Regions from separate parts of the Homo sapiens genome. Here region 2 is linked to region 1. Evidence: chromatin contacts called from ENCODE POLR2A ChIA-PET data. All regions are on one chromosome and are shown on one strand. Each heading gives the region's core, a stretch centred on a gene start or an enhancer-like site at or near the end of the contact. The rest is flanking DNA. Distances are from core to core; before and after follow the strand shown.

What was found. ChIA-PET counts read pairs that join two places held with the same protein, here RNA polymerase II (POLR2A).
Region 2: POLR2A ChIA-PET joins it to region 1 with 10 read pairs in GM12878. The contact joins two enhancer-like sites. POLR2A ChIA-PET finds 5 or more read pairs at or near these places in 3 of 52 experiments (B cell, GM12878 and H1).

The regions. Positions count from the first base shown.
Region 1 is chr11:66,882,148-66,886,328 of GRCh38, forward strand. All of the region lies in intron 3 of PC (pyruvate carboxylase), which reads right to left. Among named protein-coding and RNA genes, the nearest start is that of LRFN4, 27 kb to the left of the region's middle. RefSeq lists enhancers at 1-566, 567-1,304. Within about 2 kb of position 1,309, at least 12 of the 41 ENCODE cell types and tissues checked have a DNase peak (open chromatin) inside an H3K27ac peak, as active enhancers do.
Region 2 is chr11:66,657,517-66,661,369 of GRCh38, forward strand. It overlaps a transcript of RBM4 not described here. Among named protein-coding and RNA genes, the nearest start is that of RBM4B, 18 kb to the right of the region's middle. Within about 2 kb of position 1,620, at least 2 of the 41 ENCODE cell types and tissues checked have a DNase peak (open chromatin) inside an H3K27ac peak, as active enhancers do.

The sequences.
Region 1 (4,181 bases), core at 59-2,558:
CAGACCTGAACTACATCTCCCAGGATGCCTCTTGCAACCAGAAGGAGCACAGAATCCTGCTGTCAGGCCATCATCCCCCAAGTTTTGTTCCAGACAACAACGTGGCCCCAGTGCTCAGCAGCCTTTCTGGGGACCAGGGCAGGGCGCCACCTAAGAGCTGCTGCAGCTGAGGCCCCACATCGCTTCGTCCTACATATTCCTGTCCTCACAGAGCGTCTCCTGCAGCCTCAGAGGGCAGCAGTGGGCAAGAGGCCGCAGAGGAAGGGAAAGACCAGGCCCTGCTTCAGGGGCGGGTGGCCAGCAAGTTGGTTCTGAAAGCCCAGCAGAGCACCTGGGTCCCTCAGCAAATCCTCAGAGGTGTGCTGGAGAGCAGCAGAGGGCAGAGAAGAAAGAAGTGTGGTTCAGAAACAGGCCCCAGGAACCTCCGAACCAACAAAGCTCCACACACCTACTTCCTATGGGCCCAGCTGCCCCCAGCACCAGCACCCGCACCAGGCTGTGCCCCTAGCCCCAGCTGGGCTCCACAGCTGCCAGTGAAAGCAGGTCAGAACCAGAAAGAAAGAGCTCTTGGCAGAGCACTCGGGGCTGCGGCGGTGGCAGCTCTGACGGATGGGGCCGCTCTCCCCAGGCGGCTCTGCTCTAAACATGTCCGACGGGCCCCAGGGCTGGCAGCCAAGAGGGACAGATGAAAGAACGACTCCACCTGGCTCTCAGGGCTGCCACGGCTGATATCAAAGCACCCAAGAGAGGACAGACTGAGGCTGAGATTTCTGGGCAGGGGGGGCAGAAGGGAGGACGCTGGAAACAATGCAGGTGACAGACACAGAAGACAGGAGAGAGACAATACCAAAGACGGAAACAGACACAGCACGGGTGCTCGCCGAGGCTCAGCTGTCCGGGCTCTGGGCCCCCAGGAGCGCCGGCTGCTCCAAGTGGCACTGCGGCGACGAACAGCAGTGAACAGTGCCAGCAGGGCTCCTCATCGCCCTGGCAACCCTCTATTCAAAGGAGCAGCCGAGGGGGAAAGGGTGGCACCGAGGCGACTGGCGCCATGGTCTCGGGACTTGTGGACTGGGGGACAAAGGGGGTCTCAGAGAAAGCAGAGTGAGGGGTCCCGAGGGCCTGCAGTGAGGTGGCTGCTCCATCCCAGCCTCACTGGAAAGCAGTGAGAATTTCAGGGCCAACACTGCCCCCTGGCGCACGAGGAGCCAGCTTCCTGCCGACCCTGCAGCACGGGGTGTGGGCAGGGCTCACATGGGAAGGTCACTTGTCCCCATTCCTCCACATCCTATAGGAGTAGGCTCAGGAATGCCTTCCCTATATTCCCCGGGCAGCCACCTCCCTCAGCTCTGTCCTTGTCTGTGCCCCACCCATCGTCCTGCTCAGGGGGCTCTCCATGAGGTCTCCGTGGCGTCTGTGTCCTCAGCAAAGAGCATTTAATGTTATAAAGATTTGTTGACCCGTCTTGTCTCCTTTAATAGACACTGTTAGGGCCCTGGGCACAGGATCCCTGGTCTCTTTTGTCCCCACATCTCCCTGGCACTCTGTACAGTGCGTAAGACCAGAACTAAATAAATGTCTGAGGGAATGAATCAGTGAAGAAATACTTCAGGTCACAATGAGGTTGCAGAGTGGCATGAGGCTGTTAAGATTCACCGTGAGGCGTGGTGGCTCATGCTTGTAATCTCAGCACTTTAAGAGGCCGAGGCAGGGGTATCACTTGAGTCTAGGAGTTTGAGATCAGCTTGGGCAACATATTGAGATCCTGTCTCTGCCAAAAAATTAAAAAAAAAACTTTTTAAAATTAGCTGGGTGTGGCCTGGCACGTGGCTCACACTTGTAATCCCAGCACTTTGGGAGGCTGAAGCGGGTGGATCACCTAAGGTTGGGAGTTCAAGACCAGCCTGACCAACATGCAGAAACCCCATCTCTACTAAAAATACAAAATTAGCCGGGCATGGTGGCACACGCCTGTAATCCCAGCTACTTGGGAGGCTGAGGCAGGAAAATCGCTTGAACGTGGGAGGCAGAGGTTGCGGTGGGCTGAGATCGTGCTATTGCACTCCAGCCTGGGCAACAAGAGCAAAACTCCATCTCAAAAAAAAAAAAAAAAAATTAGCTGGGCATGGTGGTGCCCATAGATAGTCTCAGCTGCTTGGAAGCCTGAGGCAGAAGGATTGCTTGAACCTAGAAGGTTGAAGCTGCAGTGAGCCATGATGGTCCCAGTGCACTCCAGCCTGGGCAACAGAGCAAGACTCTGTCTCAAAAAATAATTAATCAATTAGTTAAAAAAAAAGATTTACCTAGAAATATTATGGAGCATTCAGATAAAGATTAGTAAGGCTTGGCCCCTCCTGGGAACAGCACACACACACTAGTGGGACACACAAATGTCCCATACATATTGATTAGAGCCCAAAGTGATGTTGACAGGACAGAGAGAGGGTCTGAAGGACAAGGTCAGCAAAAAGCACCTCCCAGACTAATGCAGAGCGTGCCTGTGCCCCCCACACCCATATGTTGAAACCTTGATCTTGGACTTCCAGCCTCCATAACTGTGAGAAATAAATGTCTGTTGTTTAAAAGCCACCCAGCCTGTGGTATTTTGTCACTAAAGCCCAAAAGGACTCAGACGCAGCCTGGCAATGGGAACCAGGGAAGCTGAGTTTCAGGGCTGCGAGGGGCGACAGAGGCTAGGGGCACCAAAGACTCAATTCTAAACAGAACTGGACAATCTTTGCAGGGAGGAAGATGCCAGGACCCAGCAGACACTTGCAGGTGGCCCAGGACATTTCCCGACCCTCTTCAGGCCACCCCACCCCTGCTGGAGAGCTTCACAGGACCTGCTCCCCACTCAATTCCCCTCGTTCCAAGATGACAGGACATGAATGCTGGCTGGATTAGAGAGGGCCTCCCAGAGGCCTTGGGGACTTCGGGACCTGTCAAGCTCAGGACAAGCGGGTGTCACCCGGTGTTAGAGGTTGAATTGTGTCCCCCACCAAAAAAGATACACTGAAGTCCTAACCCCTAGCACCTAGGTCAGAATGTGACCTTATTTGGGCCAGGCGCGATGGCTCACGCCTGTAATCCCAGCACTTTCGGAGGCTGAAGTGGGCTGATCACCTGAGGTCAGGAGTTCAAGACTAGCCTGGCCAACAAGGCGAAACCCATCTCTACCAAAAAATACAAAAAATTAGCCAGGTGTGGTGGTGGCTGCCTATAATCCCAGCTACTCGGGAAGCTGAGACAGGAGAATTTGCTTGAACCCGGGAGGCAGAGGTTGCAGTGAGCCGAGATGGCGCCATTGCACTCCAGCCTGGGCAACAGTGAGACTCTGTCTAAAAAAAAAAAAAAAAAAAAGTGACCTTATTTGGAAATAGGGTAATCAAGTAAAAATAAAGTCATTAGGGTGGCCCTAATCCAATATGCTTAGTGTCCTTATAAAAAGGGGGAAATCTGGACACAGACACACACAGAATGAAGATGTGAAGACACAGGAGATGACGGCCACATGACTGGAGTGAGGCAGCTACAAGTCAGGCAAGGCCAAGGACTGCTGGCAAACACCAGAAGCTGGCAGTGGCCAGGCAGGACCCTCCCAGAGCCATCCGAGAGAGCACGGCCCTGCTCACACCTTGAATTGGGGTTTCTGGCCTCCAGATGTGAGGCAAGAAGTCACCGTTGTTTTCACCCAGCTTTTGGCACCCTGTGATGGCAGCTGTAGGAATCTAATACACCCAGGTTGCCTACAAATAACCAGATCCTATACAGATCCTAACACCAGGGGCTGGAGAAGCACAATGATGGTAAAAATACCCCCCTCTCATCCGCACATCCTGATGCAGGCCACAGCGGTGGCTTTCAGAGCATGTCGCTATTTGGGACTGTGATCAGCTGGCTGGGGCAGGCTGAGTGAGAGGCAGCAGAGATGAGAAGTGAAGGATGATGAGGCGGGCCACGCCTGCGTGGAGAGCAGGGCAGAGTTAGCAAGATGGCCTGAAGGAAAGACTCCAGGGTGGGAGGAGGAAGGGACGTCCAGAGGGAGAAGAGGGGAGGGAGGGGGGCAGGCAGAGGAGGGGAGGAGGTCCAGGTGCTGGGGCGGCTGGAGCAAAGGCAGATAAGGCAGGAAGCAAACAGCCTGGCGTGGCCCGCTGAGGCAGGGAGTGCAGGCAGGGAGAGGA
Region 2 (3,853 bases), core at 370-2,869, 220 kb before region 1:
ACTAAAAATGTAAAATATTAGCCAGTTGTCGTGGTGCGCACCTGTAGTCCCAGCTACTTGGGAGGCTGAGGCAGAAGAATCACTTGAACCCGGGAGGTGGAGGGTGCAGTGAGATGAGATAGCGCCACTGCACTCTAGCCTGGGCGACAGAGCAAGATTCCATCTCAAAAAAAAAAAAAAAAAAAAAAAAAATTATAGGCATGAGCCACCTCGCCTGCCCCCTCCCCCACCTTTTTTTTGAGACAGGGTCTTCCTATGTCACCCAGGCTGGAGTGCCGTGTTCAACCTCCACCTCCTCCCGGGCTCAAGCAATTCTCTCACCTCAGCCTCCCGAGTAGCTGGGACCACTGGCGCATGCCAGCATGCCCAACTAATTTCTGTATTTTGTAGTTGTGGTTTTGCCATGTTGCCCAGGCTGGTCTTGAACTCCTGAGCTCTAGCCATTTGCCTGCCTCAGCCTCCCAAAGTGCTGGGATTACAGGCGTGAGCCACCTAGTCTGACCCTTTTTTAAAATTTTTTTTTTTTGAGATGGAGTTTTGCTCTTGTTGCCCAGGCTGCTGGAGTGCAACGGCACGATCTCGGCTCAGTGCAACCTCTGCCTCCTGGATTCAAGCGATTCTGCTGCCTCAGCCTCCCTAGTAGCTGGGATTACAGGCATGCACCACCACGCCCGTCTAATTTTGTATTTTTAGTAGAGATGGGGTTTCTCCGTGGTGGTCAGGTTGGTTTTGAACTCCCGACCTCAGGTAATCCGCCTGCCTCGGCCTCCCAAAATGCTGGGATTACAGGCGTGAGCCACTGTGCCTGGCCTAGTCTGACCTTTTTTTTTTTTTTTTTTTTTTTTTCGTTTTGTTTTAAATGGGCAACTAGAATAGGCTCAGAGATTCCCTGAAATCATTGTTAATTGTCACAATTTAGGGGGTTTCTCCCGCCAGGGATGTGGCTAAACATCCTCCAATGCACAGGAGGGGCACCTTTCCCAGTTATCACTAGTGCCAAGTTTGAAATCCTCTTCAAGACTTCATTCATTGCTTTGGCTTTGTATACCATATGGAGTTGTGCTGTTCAGTGTGGTAGCCAGAGACATATACAGTGCTGCGAGTACCAAATACCTATGGGATTTAAAAAATTAATATAAGCCAGGCGCAGTGGCTCACGCCTGTAATCCCAGCACTTTGGGAGGCCAAGGTGGGCAGATCACTTGATGTCAGGAGTTTGAGACCAGCCTGGCCAAGGTGGTGAAACCCCATCTCTACTAAAAATACAAAACTTAGCCAGGCGTGGTGGCACGTGCCTGTAGTCCCAGCTTCTTGGGAGGCTGAGACAGGAGAATTGCTTGTACCTGGGAGGCGGAGGTTCTATTGAGCCAAGATTGGGCCACGGCACTCTAGCCTGGGCAACAGAGCAAGAGTGTCTCTCAAAAAAAAAAAATATATATATATATATATTCAGTTTTTAATGCTCATTATATGTTGAAATGGTCATTTTTTTGCACATATTGGGTAAAAATACATTAAAATTTTTTTTTTTCCTAACCACCAGACTATCTGGGGAAAATAAAATTAATACAATTTAATTTCACCTGTTTCAGTTCCCTATGTGGTTTGCATTTGTGGCTCACATTGTATTTCTGTTATGTAACACTGATCCAGGTGCTAAAGACTCTTGATATCTCCAGTTTGAAACCTCTCTTCTGTGCTCAAGATTCAGGGATCTGGACACCTAGCTGACATTTCTTCTTGGTTCTTTTTTTTTTTTTTTTTTTTTTTTTGAGATGGAGTCTCACTCTGTTGCCCAGGCTGTAGTGCAGTGGCGCGATCTCGGCTCACTGCAAGCTCCGCCCCCCGGATTCAAGTGATTCTTCTGCCTCAGTCTCCTGAGTAGCTAGGACTACAGGCACGTGCCACTACACCTGGCTAATTTTTGTATCTTTAGATACAAAATTTAGAGACGGGATTTCACCATATTGGCCAGGCTGGTCTCGAACTACCGACCTCGGGTTCTGCCCGCCTTGGCCTCCCAACTTGCTGGGATTACAGGCATGAGCTACTGCACCTGGCTGGTTGTCTTAATACACCTCAAACTTGGTATATCTGAGATAGAGCTCCTGAGACTCCCCACTCTAAAATCATTTCTCCTTCAGTCTTCCTTATCCCATTCTCTCTTTCAGCCAGATTGCTGGTAGTCATTCTTACGCCCTCCCCAACCATTAGCAGCTCTTGATCATGTTTATATCACATGTTGCCTCTTTTCTCCATGTCTTTGCCACAGCCATAGTCTAGACCATGCTATCCTCTCCCACCAAGATGACTACAGTGACCTCCAGGTCCATCTTTTTCTTACCCTTGGGTCTTCAAAGTATTCTCCATTTAATAGCCAGAATGTTCTTGTGAAATGTATGTAAATCAGATGTTTCTTTCGTTACTTAGAACCTTTCAGCAACTTCCCCTTTTATCTAAAGTAAAATGCCCAATCCCTTAGTTTGAACGTGCCTTTCCTCTGTCACACTTTATTATCTCAGGCCCTTTTCCCTGCTTATCTATCCTTTTCTGACCATACTGACTCTCCTTTCAGATCCTTGTATACACTGAGCTCTTTCCTGCCTCAGGGCCTTTTTTTTTTTTTTTTTTTTAAATCTGAAGGGACCTTTCTCTTTACTGCTTTAGAGCTAACTTAACTTCAGGTCTTAGCTTCAGGATCAAGTATTGGAATGCCCTCCCAAACCACCTGTAGCTTAGTAGATATGTCCTCCCATTATTCCCTGCCATTGGACCCATTTTGTGTAATTTGTGGTACTTATCACAATTTCTTTTTTTTTGAGATGGGAGTCTCTCTTTTTTTTTTTTTTTTTTTGAGACAGAGTCTTGCTCTGCAACCAGGCTGGAGTGCAGTGGCACGATCTTGGCTCACTACAACCTTTGCCTCCTGGGTTCAAGTGATTCTCCTACTTCAGCCTACTGAATAGCTGGAATTACAGGCTTCTGCCTAATTTTTTTGTAGTTTTAGTAGAGACAGGGTTTCGCCATGTTGTCCTGGCTGGTCTCAAACTCCAGACCTCAGGTGATCCTTCTACCTCGGCTCCCAAAGTGCTGGGATTACAGGTGTAGGTAGGCCACTGCACCCGACCTAAACTTTTTTTTTTTTTTTTTAATTTGAGATGGAGTCTTGCTCTGTCGCCCAGGCTGGAGTGCAGTGGTGCGATCTCAGCTCACTGCAAGCTCTGCCTCCCGGGTTCACGCCATTCTTCTGCCTCAGCCTCCCGAGTAGCTGGGACTACAGGCATGTGCCACCATACCTGGCTAATTTTTTTTGTATTTTTAGTAGAGGCAGGGTTTCACCATGTTAGCCAGGATGGTCTCGATCTCCTGACCTCGTGATCCACCCGACTCGGCCTCCCAAAGTGCTGGGATTACAGGCGTGAGCCACTGCGCTCAGCCGTGCCCGGCCTAAACTTTCTAAATCTCAGTAGCCTTAATTGCTGGGAGAGCCAGTGATGCTACCTCATTGGGTTCTTGTGGATTTGCAGGGGTGACAGATACACGGTTTGAATTTGGCCTGGATTCTCAAAGGCCCTGCAAACCTAAGGCACTTCAGATTGAATTCATCTCGTCAGATTTTTCATTCTTCTCCTGCAAGTTCCTGGAGCTGATTCTATCATTTCTTGCATTTCATTTCTCCTCAGCGGCAGAGCCTAGCTCTGGTCTGAAGAAAGCCGAGATTGATCTTCCAACAAACTGACAGCTCTTCCCAGGAATATTTATTTCTCCCCTCCTTCCTTTTCCCAAATCTCCTAGGCCAGGTGACTTCCTGAGGACCAGGTTTGTAAGCAAAATCCTGACAAGCTATGAAACC